Regions from separate parts of the Homo sapiens genome. Here region 2 is linked to region 1. A link is a loop called in an ENCODE intact Hi-C map of the cell type or tissue named here. Cell type or tissue: heart right ventricle. All regions are shown on one strand.

Region 1 (5,000 bases):
CTTTGGGAGGCCGAGGTGGGCAGATCACCTGAGGTCAGGAGTTCAACACTAGGCCAGCCAACATGGAGAAACCCCGTTTCTACTAAAAATACAAAATTAGCCAGGCATGGTGGCGCATGCCTGTAATCCCAGCTACTCGGGAGGCTGAGGCAGAATTGCTTGAACCCGGGAGGCAGAGGTTGCGGTGAACTGAGATAGCCCCATTGCAGTCCAGCCTGGGCAATAAGAGCAAAACTCCGTCTCAAAAAAATTAAAAAAAAATTTACCCAGCTTGTTCCCACCATCCTCATTGGCCCCTGCCTGGTTGGGCTACCACTGTCTGTCCCCTGGATGGTTGCTGTCACCATCTAAATCACCTCTCTACTTTGGTTCTCGATCCCAGATGTGTTCTCAATACAGCTGCTTAGAAGGCCCTTTTCAAACAATTCAGACTTCTGATCTATTACTGTTCTGCTCAGAATTTCCAGGGCTGTCCCATTTGAATTAAGACTGAGTCCTTTCCTCGGCCTACAGAGCCCTACTCTCCTCCCAACCCCCACCTCATCTCTCTTCTGTTCCTGGCTGTTTCTCGAATATACTGAGCCCACCCCAACCTCTGAGCCTTCGCTTAGTTGCCTCCTTCATTTCCTTCCAGTCTCTGTCTAGTGTCACCTCCTCAGGGACACCTTTTTTTTTTTTTTTTTTGAGATGGTATCTCACTCCATCGCCCAGGCTGGAGTGCAATGGTGTGATCTCAGCTCACTGCAACCTCTGCCTCCTGGGTTCAAGCGATTCTCCCCGCTCAGCTTCCCGAGTAGCTGGGATTACAGGTGTGCGCCATCATGCCTAGCTAATTGTTGTGTTTTTGTAGAGATGGGTTTTCACCATGTTGGCCAGGCTGGTCTCGAATTCCTGACCTCAGGTGATCTGCCCCCTGGGCCTCCCAAAGTGCTGGGATTACAGGTGTGAGCCACTGCGCCCGGCCAGGACACCTCCTTTGATCACTTTATCTAAGGCACACTCAGGCACTGCATGGTTTTTTTCCCTCTCAACACTGTCAGCCCTGACATCGTATAATATGGATTTTTAAATTGTGTCTCCCTGGCTGGAATGAAAGTCCATGACCATGAGCTGGGACATTATTCCATTTACTAGTTTCTTTGGGGGCTGTTTCTTTACTTGTAAAATGGGCATTTCTGGGTTCAAGTTCCTTCTGACCAGGATGTTCTGGGGATATGAATTTCTGCTGTCTCGTGGCAGACCTGAATCACAAATATTTTTTCCCAGATATGGAACTGTATTGCAGGTGGGCTTTGCATGTTTCCAGGACCCCTGAGACTTTTCTTTTCTTTTCTTTTTTTTTTTTTTTTTTGAGACGGAGTTTTGCTCTTGTCGCTCAGGCTGGAGCGTAATGGCGCGATCTCAGCTCAGTGCAACCTCTACCTACCGGTTTCAAGCGATTCTCCTGCCTCAGCCTCCCGAGTAGCTGGGATTACAGGCATGCGCCAGCACGCCCGGCTAATTTTGTATTTCTAGTAGACACGGGGTTTCAGCATTTTGGTCAGGCTGGTCTCAAACTTCTGACCTCAGGTGATCCGCCCACCTCGGCTCCCAAAGTGCTGAGGATTACAGGCAGAGACTTCTTCACCACTAGTTTCCCACTATGGGAGTCTGTATCCTTACCACCGAAGATAAGGTTGCATCATAGTCTGGCAATATTTTTTTTATCTTTAGACACAGTTCAATGAGAGGTATTCGAAGCAGCAAAAATGAATCACATTCCAACTACTGACTTTTATTAAAAAGAGTACTATTAGATGAAAATAGTTTTCACACTATTATATAAAAAGACCCATTTTACTTACCCTAAGGCTAAGATCAATTAACAGAACCCCTGGGATAACAGCCCAGGCACCAAATCTGGCACCTCAGAGTCGTCCTTGACTTCCCTAAACCGCTTTCCCCCATCTCAGATTCTGAGAATTTGGTTTCTGTCAAGATGTGCCTCTCCAGCCAGGCCTCTCCTGCCAGGACGGTGGCCACAGGGCCATCTCCCTCTCCTGGCGCCCCCAACTGCCTGGCCAAGGTGACTGCTACACACGTGGGGTCGCAGAATCCCTCGAGTCACAACGTCTTCAACGTCTTGTCAGTCCCGTGATCGCACTAAACGTATTTAAAGCCCCCTACTCCTTTAAGAGGGTCACCTCTGTGTACAGGCGGCCTCCTCGTACTAAGTGTGGTGGCGTTCAAGGCTCCGAGACACAGGCGCCTCCCGCGCCACTCCCCGGGCACAGGAACTCCTACTCATCCCTCAGTCATCAGCTCGAAGGTTTCTTCTCCAAGAAGCCTGCCCGGCACTCGAGAAGTAGAGCCGCGAGCCTTCTCCCGGGGGCCCAGCCTTCCCCAGTACCGGCAGGGATCACCCCGGGAGCACGCGCCCGGCCCCGCTGAGGCCAGGGGCTCCTCGGAGGCGCGGGAAAGCCGGGGAACCAGCGCAGTTACGGCACACACGAGGCGGGGCCTGCACAGATGCCGGGCGCCCGATCCTCAGTGACAAAATAGAGACTCCGTGGAAGGGACACTGAGGTGGGGGAGGCTGCGGTGATCCCATACCGCACTCCAGGTGCCAGGCTCCGCCCCGCCCCTGACGGCGCTTCCGGATCCGGCGGGTGCCGGAAGTGGGCGGGCGGCGGCGGCTGCGCGCGGAGGCGGTGGAGGAGGTGCTGGGAGCAGCCGGGCAGCCGCTTCCCGCCCCCGAGCAGGAGCCGGTGCGAGCGGAGCAGAGCCGAGGTCGGGCCGCGAGCGGAGCCGGCTGAGCGGGCGCCGAGCTCCCGCCATGGCCCGGAACACGCTGTCCTCGCGCTTCCGCCGGGTGGACATCGACGAATTTGACGAGAACAAATTTGTGGACGAGCAGGAGGAGGCGGCGGCGGCGGCGGCGGAGCCAGGCCCGGACCCGAGCGAGGTGGACGGGCTCCTGCGGCAATATCCTTCCCTGACGCGGCGTCCGGGCCTGCGCGCGGCCTTCTCACCTTCCCACCTTCCCACCTTCTCGGGCCCTTTCGGGCGGGCCTCCCCTGTCTCCGACCCTTGGCCCCCTCAGGTCAGCCTCCAGCTCCCTGCCGACCCGGCTTCCCTGGGCCGTGCTCCCTTGAGTCCCAGTCTCCCTGGGTCCCTCGTCCCCAGCCCTGGCGCCTTCTTCTGCAGCGCCGTCCCGCAGGCCCCTGGACCCGGTGGACGGGCTCCCTCGGCACCCCCGCAGGTCCCGCGCCCTCTTCCCTCCTTGCCTCCTCGTCCCCTCACGCTGTCCCTTCCTTGGGGCCCCAGCACTCCGTCCCTCCCTTGCAGGAAATCGGGCCTATGGCGGGGCTGGGTCGGCGGCAGGGCGGAGGTGAGCCGCATCTGAGTAACCGAGTGATCGGGGAGGCTGGGGCGCGGTCCTCCGGGGCCCGATTGCTGCATGGCGTGAAGATAGGTGGGTGGACGGCTGTGGGGAAGACAGAACCCAGGAGGGAGTGGAGGCGGCCGCCGTATTTCAGCCCTGGGGTCTGAGATTGTGTCTCTCTTCCCCCAGTCAGTCTAACCCTCCCGCTTAATGCTGAGAAAGGGGGACCCTGTGGTTCCCCTGGACACCTTGGTGGTCTCAGCCACGCTCAACAAGTGAGTCTTGGCTCCCCCCAGTACCCTTCTGGTGCAGGAAGCAGCGGAGAAAACTAGTAGTTCAGAGCTAAGAAAAACCAGACACCTTGAAGCGAAGTGTGAAAGTGGAGCCCCACGCCTGGAAATGACTGTTCTTGTGGCCACAGAAAACAGCATTTAGAAAAGATTAAAAATAGAGGTGATTGTCACAGCCTTGCTTGGTCCTTTAGCAGTATGAGCGCAGGAAACTGACTTATTCTCACCGGAAGGATTTTTCTTTATTCAAATGGTGTTCCAGGAAGCCTGTCCCCTCCCCCCGCACGGGTGGGGGCAGGGTTGGAGGCCCATGCTGTACATAAATCAGGTTCTCGGTGTTGAACCAGTTGACTCAGCTTGGAAAGTGGGGCCTGCTGCTTTAGGGGGAGCCCGGCAGTGCTCCTGAGTGTGCCTTTAAACCGAAAACCTTCAGACTTGATTTGAACAGGAATGTGTTTTCCGAAGTGGAGATTCAAGCTTGTAATTCCTGCCCCATCAGGATCTCCCAATCCACCCTCCTTATGAAATGGGGTCAAGGGAAGGGTCCCCAGGAGGGAAGGTTGGTTGTAGTCTGGTGTAGGGCCTAGTTCATGGACAGTCAGTGCTGAAAGGGGCTCCAGGGTCAGGCCTTTGGCCCAGGACTCTCATTGAACAGATGAGATCAAGCCTGTCAGCTGCTGCCTTGGTCTGGGTGCAGAACCTTGTTGAAGGTCATGTCTTGGGACTCCCCTGCCTGGTGACAGGTTCCTTGAGGCTGCTTAGAGGCCTGGGCTTAGCACATCCAGGGGATGGTCGTTTCTCCATTCATGGCAGCGTCAGAAGCGTCAGAAACCTTGTTACCATGGAGAGTGCTCCACTTGGGGTTGGGGAAAGGGAGGTTAACGGATAAAGGTAACTGAAACCCTGGCAAATACGGGGCCCAGGTGGAGGAGAATGGAACTGATATTTATTGAGTCTCTATCATGTACCAAGAATCGGACTTATATTAGACCATTGAGGACAGGGGAGCAGGGAGAGGGATAGATGGATTGGGGTTGGGGAGGGCAGAGAGGGGCCCTGTCCTGGGGCTGTATAGGGAAGTGTGTGTGGCAGGAGATGACACAGATGGAGTAGAAGGAACCCGGCTGTGCATCTGCGCACACCCTGCACTACCATGCTCTGGCTCTGTGACCTCGGATAGGTCGCATACCCTTTCACAACTCAGCATCTTCTGTTACGTGGCGGACAGCCATGCTGGCTTCCTAGATTCCGTGGGAGCCTCATGGGCTAACATCAGCATCACTGGGCACACAGCAAGTGTCCTGGACATGCAGCTCGGGTCTGCAGATAGAGCGGCAGCATGGGAT
Region 2 (5,000 bases), 66 kb after region 1:
GCAGCTTTACCACTTACGAGCTGTAAGAACTTAGGCTCATTACTCAACTTCTCTGTGCACTGGTTTCCTCATTTGCAATCTGTGATAACAAACAGCATTTGCCTCACAGAGCTGTGATGAGGATTAAGTAAATCAATACTTGTCAAATCCCTAAAACACAGCCTGGCACATATTAGCTTTAATATGTGTCATCTATTACTAGTTGTCTTAGTCTGTTTGAGTGCTATAATGAAATGCCATAGAATGTGTGACTTATAAACAACAGAAATGTATTTCTCACAGTTCTGGAGCCTAGGAAGTCCAAAATTAAGGTGCCAGCAGATTTGGTGTCTAGTGAAGACCCACTTTCTGGTTCATACATGACACCTTCTAGCTGTGCCCTCACATGGTGGAAGGGGCAAGGCAGCTTTCTGGGGCCTCTTTTGTAAGAGCACTAATCTCATTCATGAGGGTTCCTCCCTCATGAGCTAATCATCTCGGAGACGATTCACCTCCTCATTCCATCACTCTAGTGATTAGGTTTCAACATATCAATTTTTGGAGACATACATTCAGACCACACCACTAGCAGTATAAGAAGCTGTTATGATTATTACTGTTAGTGAGACATAGGAGACATCCTATGTCTCACTACTGTGCTAAGCACTAGGAATAGTGGTGAAACAAAGAGCTCCTATCCAAAATAACAGCAGCAGCAGCAACAGAAGCTAATTATGAAATGCTTAGAGCCAGACGCCATGCTAAGTGCTTTAGATTCTACGCAGAAGAACTGACATTACAGGCCTCAGACTGTTATCCTTAGAAAGGCCTGCTTTTAAGGTTGGTCCTTGGCTGGCATCTGGGAACTTAGATTTTGGGAGGGTTCCCATCATTCTGTTAAGAATGGCTCATTGTGCCTAAAATGTTTGTGCAAAAATATGGGTTTATGCTGAATACCTGGTTTCCTTCTGGAGTCTGGATTATTTATTTATTTATTTATTTATTTAGACAGAGTCTCGCTCTGTCACCCAGGCTGGAGTGCAGTGGTACAATGTTGGCTCACTGTAACCTCTGCCTCTTGGGTTCAAGAGATTCTCCTGCCTCCTGAGTAGCTGGGACTACAGGTGTGTGTCACCATGCTCAGCTAATATTTGTATTTTTAGTAGAGACAGGGTTTCGCCATGTTGGCCAGGCTGGTCTCAAATTCCTGACCTCAACTGATCCATCTGCCTTGGTCCCCCAAAGTGCTGGGATTACAGGTGTGAGCCACCCTGCCTGGCCTGGATTCTGGAATTTTGATACATAGTAGGCAGAGGGTGTTCACATGACCAGTCCCCAATAAAAAGCCTGGACACTGAGTCTCTAATGAGCTTCCCTGGTAGACATTTTACATGTGTTGTCACAACTCATTGCTGGGAGAATGGAGCATGTCCTATGTAATTCCACTGGGAGAAGAATCTTGGAAGCTTGCACCTGTTTCCTCCAAGCTTTTCCCCATGCACCTTTTCCCTTTGCTGAGTCTGTTTTAGATCCTTTCACTGTAATAAATGATAGCAGTGAGTAAAACTATATGGTGAGTCTTGTGAGTCCTCCTAGTGAATAATTAAATCTGGGGATGATCTTGGGGATCCTTGACACACATACTTTAATAAAGGTAGATACAGTTCCTATCCCCATTTTATAGATGTGAAAAATAAGGCAAGGAAAAATGAAGAAATTTGCCCAAAGTCACATAATAATAATAGAGCAGATATGACTCTATAACCTGACCTGAGTTCCTAAGGGCTACACTTTATTGTCTTTCATGAAACTCCCAGTTCAGTGGAAGAGACAAACAAGCAAATCATCAATAATAATGCAGTACAGCAGGTGCTATTACAGAGGTTAGCAGAAGACAAGGCACCAAACAGCCAGGAGGGGTAAAGGGTAGGGGGCTGCCAGAGGAGAAGGTCAGGTCAAGGGAGTTTGCTGGAAGTAACACATGAGCTGAGTCTTAAGATGCACAAGAGTCTGTCAGAGGAATGCAGGAGTGAAAGGGGAAATGAGACATTCTAGAGAGAGGAAATAGCATGTGCAAAAATTGTAAGCATGAAAGAATGTGGTCCATTCTAGAAAGTGCAATAAATTCAGTCTGGCTGTGGCACAGGGTGTAGCAAAGTACAGTGAGATAATGCTGGCCATATAAGCTGAGAGAAGACCATGACAGTTTACCATTATGCTATAATAATGAGTCTGTACTTCATCCTGAAAATAATGGGGAAGCCACTGAGTTTTATGAGTTTTAAGTACTGGAGAGACATGAACAGATCTGCTTTTAGAAAGATCACTTTGGGCTGTGCACAGTGGCTAGCACCTGCAGTCCCAGTACTTTGGGAGGCCAAGGTGGGCAGATCGTTTGAGCCCAGGAGTTCGAGACCAGCCTAAGCAACATGGCAAAACTCCGTCGCTACAAAAAATACAAAAATTAGCTGGGTGTGGCGGCACGTGCCTGTAGTCCCAACTACTCACGAGGCTGAAATGGGAGAATCGCTTGAGCCCAGGAGGTTAAGGCTGCAGTGGGCTGTGATCGGGCCACTGCACTCCAGCCTGGGTGCCAGAAAGAGATCCCTGTCTCAAAGAAAAAAAAAGGTCACTTTGGGGACAGGGAACCCAGATAGACTACAAGTTTGTCCCAGAAAGAAAGGCAGCTTGAAATCAAATGATAGTATAGGTTGAGTATCTCTTGCCCAAACAGTTTAGGATCAGAAGTGTTTTGGAGTTTGGATTTTTTCAGATTTTGGAATGTCTGCATATACATAATATAATATTTTGGGGATGGGACCCAAGTGTAAACGTGAAATTATGTTCCATATACGTTTTATACACATAGCCTGAACATAATTTTATACAATATTTTAAATGATATGCATTAAACAAAGTTGTGTTAAGTATTTATGTGTAAATTTTCCACTTGTGGCCATGTTGGCGCTCAAAAAGTTTAAGATTTTGGAGTATTTCAGATTTCAAATTTTCAGATTAGGGATGCTTAACCTCTGCTAGTAAATGTACTACTAGAAGATGGAGTAGGGAGGCAAGTTTGAGACATTTAAGAAATGAAAGCTGCCTGTAATCCTAGCACTTTGGGAGGCCAAGGCAAGAGGATTGCCTGAACTCAGGAGTTCAAGACCAGACTGGGCACACGGTGAAACCTCATCTCTACTAAAAATACAAAAAACTAGCCAAGTGTGGCGGTGTGTGCCTGTAGTCCCAGCTACTTGGGAGGCTGAGTGAGGCAGGAGAATTGCTTGAACCCAGGGTCCAGCCTGGGCGACACAGCAAGACTCTGTCTCCAAAAAAAAAAAAAAAAAAGAAAGAAATAGAAGCCATAATACGTGTTGACTGATTGGACACCAAGAAGTGAAAGGAGGGAAGAGCCTAAAATACCTCCAGGGTTTCTGGCTGGTGACTTGGGAAGATGAAGGTGCACATTTGGAGATGGAAATAATGAATTCAATTTTGTTCATTTAGAATTTGAGATGCCACAGAGGAGGGATCTGTTTGGAGAAACATATGCAGTTGGATATAAGGGTCTGGAGATAGGAACTGAGGATCAGGCTGTATTAAGTTCAAAACTTGAGAAACCCCAAAATAAATTACTTCCTGAATCTGGGTCAATCTCTGTATTTGGAATACATTACTAAATAAAAGACTTCATTTAGGGTGTCAGCATGAAGGCAAAACAGGTCCATCTGTCACAGAACCCAGCCTTAAAACTACATCCTTCAGCCCGATGCTCAAATGTGTGCTTATATTTCCTCTTAAATATAGGAGCCAGTGATAATGTAGATCTGGTAATCTTATTGCTCCATCCCGATAACCTAATAACTTCTGCCATGTAATCTGACCTGGGATCCAGGCAGTACAAGAAAGCAGGAGGAAGACTCATCTGACAACGGAAACAATTCAAATGTCTATCGCCAGGAGAAGACAGACATTAAATGTGGCCTTTTCAAATGCTGGGATCTTTTTTTTAAAAAAAATCTTTAGAGACAGAGTCTTGCTCTGTTGCCTAAGCTGGAGTACAGTGGCACGATCATAGCTCACTACAATCCCAAACTCCTGGGCTCAAGCGATCCTCTTGCCTCTGCCTCCCAAGAAGCTAGGACTACAGGCATACCACCACCAACCAGGCAAATTAAAAAAAAAAAAAAAAACTTTTGTAGATATGCAGTCTTGCTATGTTGCCCAAGCTGGTCTTGAACTTCTGGCCTCAAGCAGTCCTTCCGCCTTAGCTTCCCAAAGCATTGGGATTACAGGCGTGAGCTTCTGTGTCCAGCCTGGAATCTTATACAGCAGTAAAAATAAATGAACCACAGCTTCCTGTAACATGGATGCATTTTATAAGCATGTTGAATTAAATTTTAAAAAAGGAAATCCAAGAAGTCTACAGTGTGCAACTTTTATAACTTCAAAAACAAGCAGTATTAAATAATAAATTGTTTATGAATACATACATATCTGGTAAGATATTTTAAAAAGCAAGTAAATGAAAAATACAAAATTTAGAATAGTGGTTATGCTATCCTAAATTGGGTAGAGGAAATTGGAAGAAACATATAAGTGGCTTAACAGAATTGATAGTGTTCTATCTCTTCAGATGAGTGATAGATTTACTTTATGCTTTATACTTTACATATATATTACATACATTCTTTTATATATATATCCAGCATTATAAATGAGTTTTAAAGAAATTTATTGCCAAGTGTGGTGGCTCACCCCTGTAATCCTAGCACTTTGGGAGACCGACGCGGGAGGATCACGAGGTCAGGAGTTCCAGACCAGCCTGGCCAACACAGTGAAACTCTGTCTCTACTAAAAATACAAAAATTAGCTGGACGTGGTGGCGGGTGCCTGTAGTCCCAAGCTACTCAGGAGGCTGAGGCAGGAGAATCGCCTGAACCCGGGAGATGGAGGTTGCAGTGAGCCGAGATTGTGCTGCTGCACTCCACCCTAGGTGACAGAGCGAGACCCTATCTCAA

Evidence for each region. Peaks named below come from ENCODE experiments on the same cell type or tissue, not always from the same donor. Only the 100,000 strongest peaks of a DNase experiment are listed, where the experiment ranks them.
Region 2: a loop joins it to region 1, with 2.0 times the contacts of the local background. A loop is called at or near these places in 38 of 110 quality-filtered maps.

The regions. Positions count from the first base shown.
Region 1 is chr9:124,866,476-124,871,475 of GRCh38, forward strand. ARPC5L (actin related protein 2/3 complex subunit 5 like) reads left to right here. Exons shown (of 6, transcript NM_030978.3): 3 at 1,953-2,964. The coding sequence starts at 2,816. Among named protein-coding and RNA genes, the nearest start is that of ARPC5L, 6.8 kb to the left of the region's middle. RefSeq lists enhancers at 1,991-2,070, 3,471-3,910, 4,371-4,420 and silencers at 2,371-2,940, 3,201-3,250. In heart right ventricle, no CTCF peak of the experiment used is centred here; DNase peaks (open chromatin) are centred at 2,231, 2,656, 2,987 and 3,947; H3K4me3 peaks cover 3,216 bases; H3K27ac peaks cover 3,403 bases.
Region 2 is chr9:124,932,455-124,937,454 of GRCh38, forward strand. All of the region lies in intron 3 of GOLGA1 (golgin A1), which reads right to left. Among named protein-coding and RNA genes, the nearest start is that of GOLGA1, 6.1 kb to the right of the region's middle. In heart right ventricle, no CTCF peak of the experiment used is centred here; no DNase peak of the experiment used is centred here.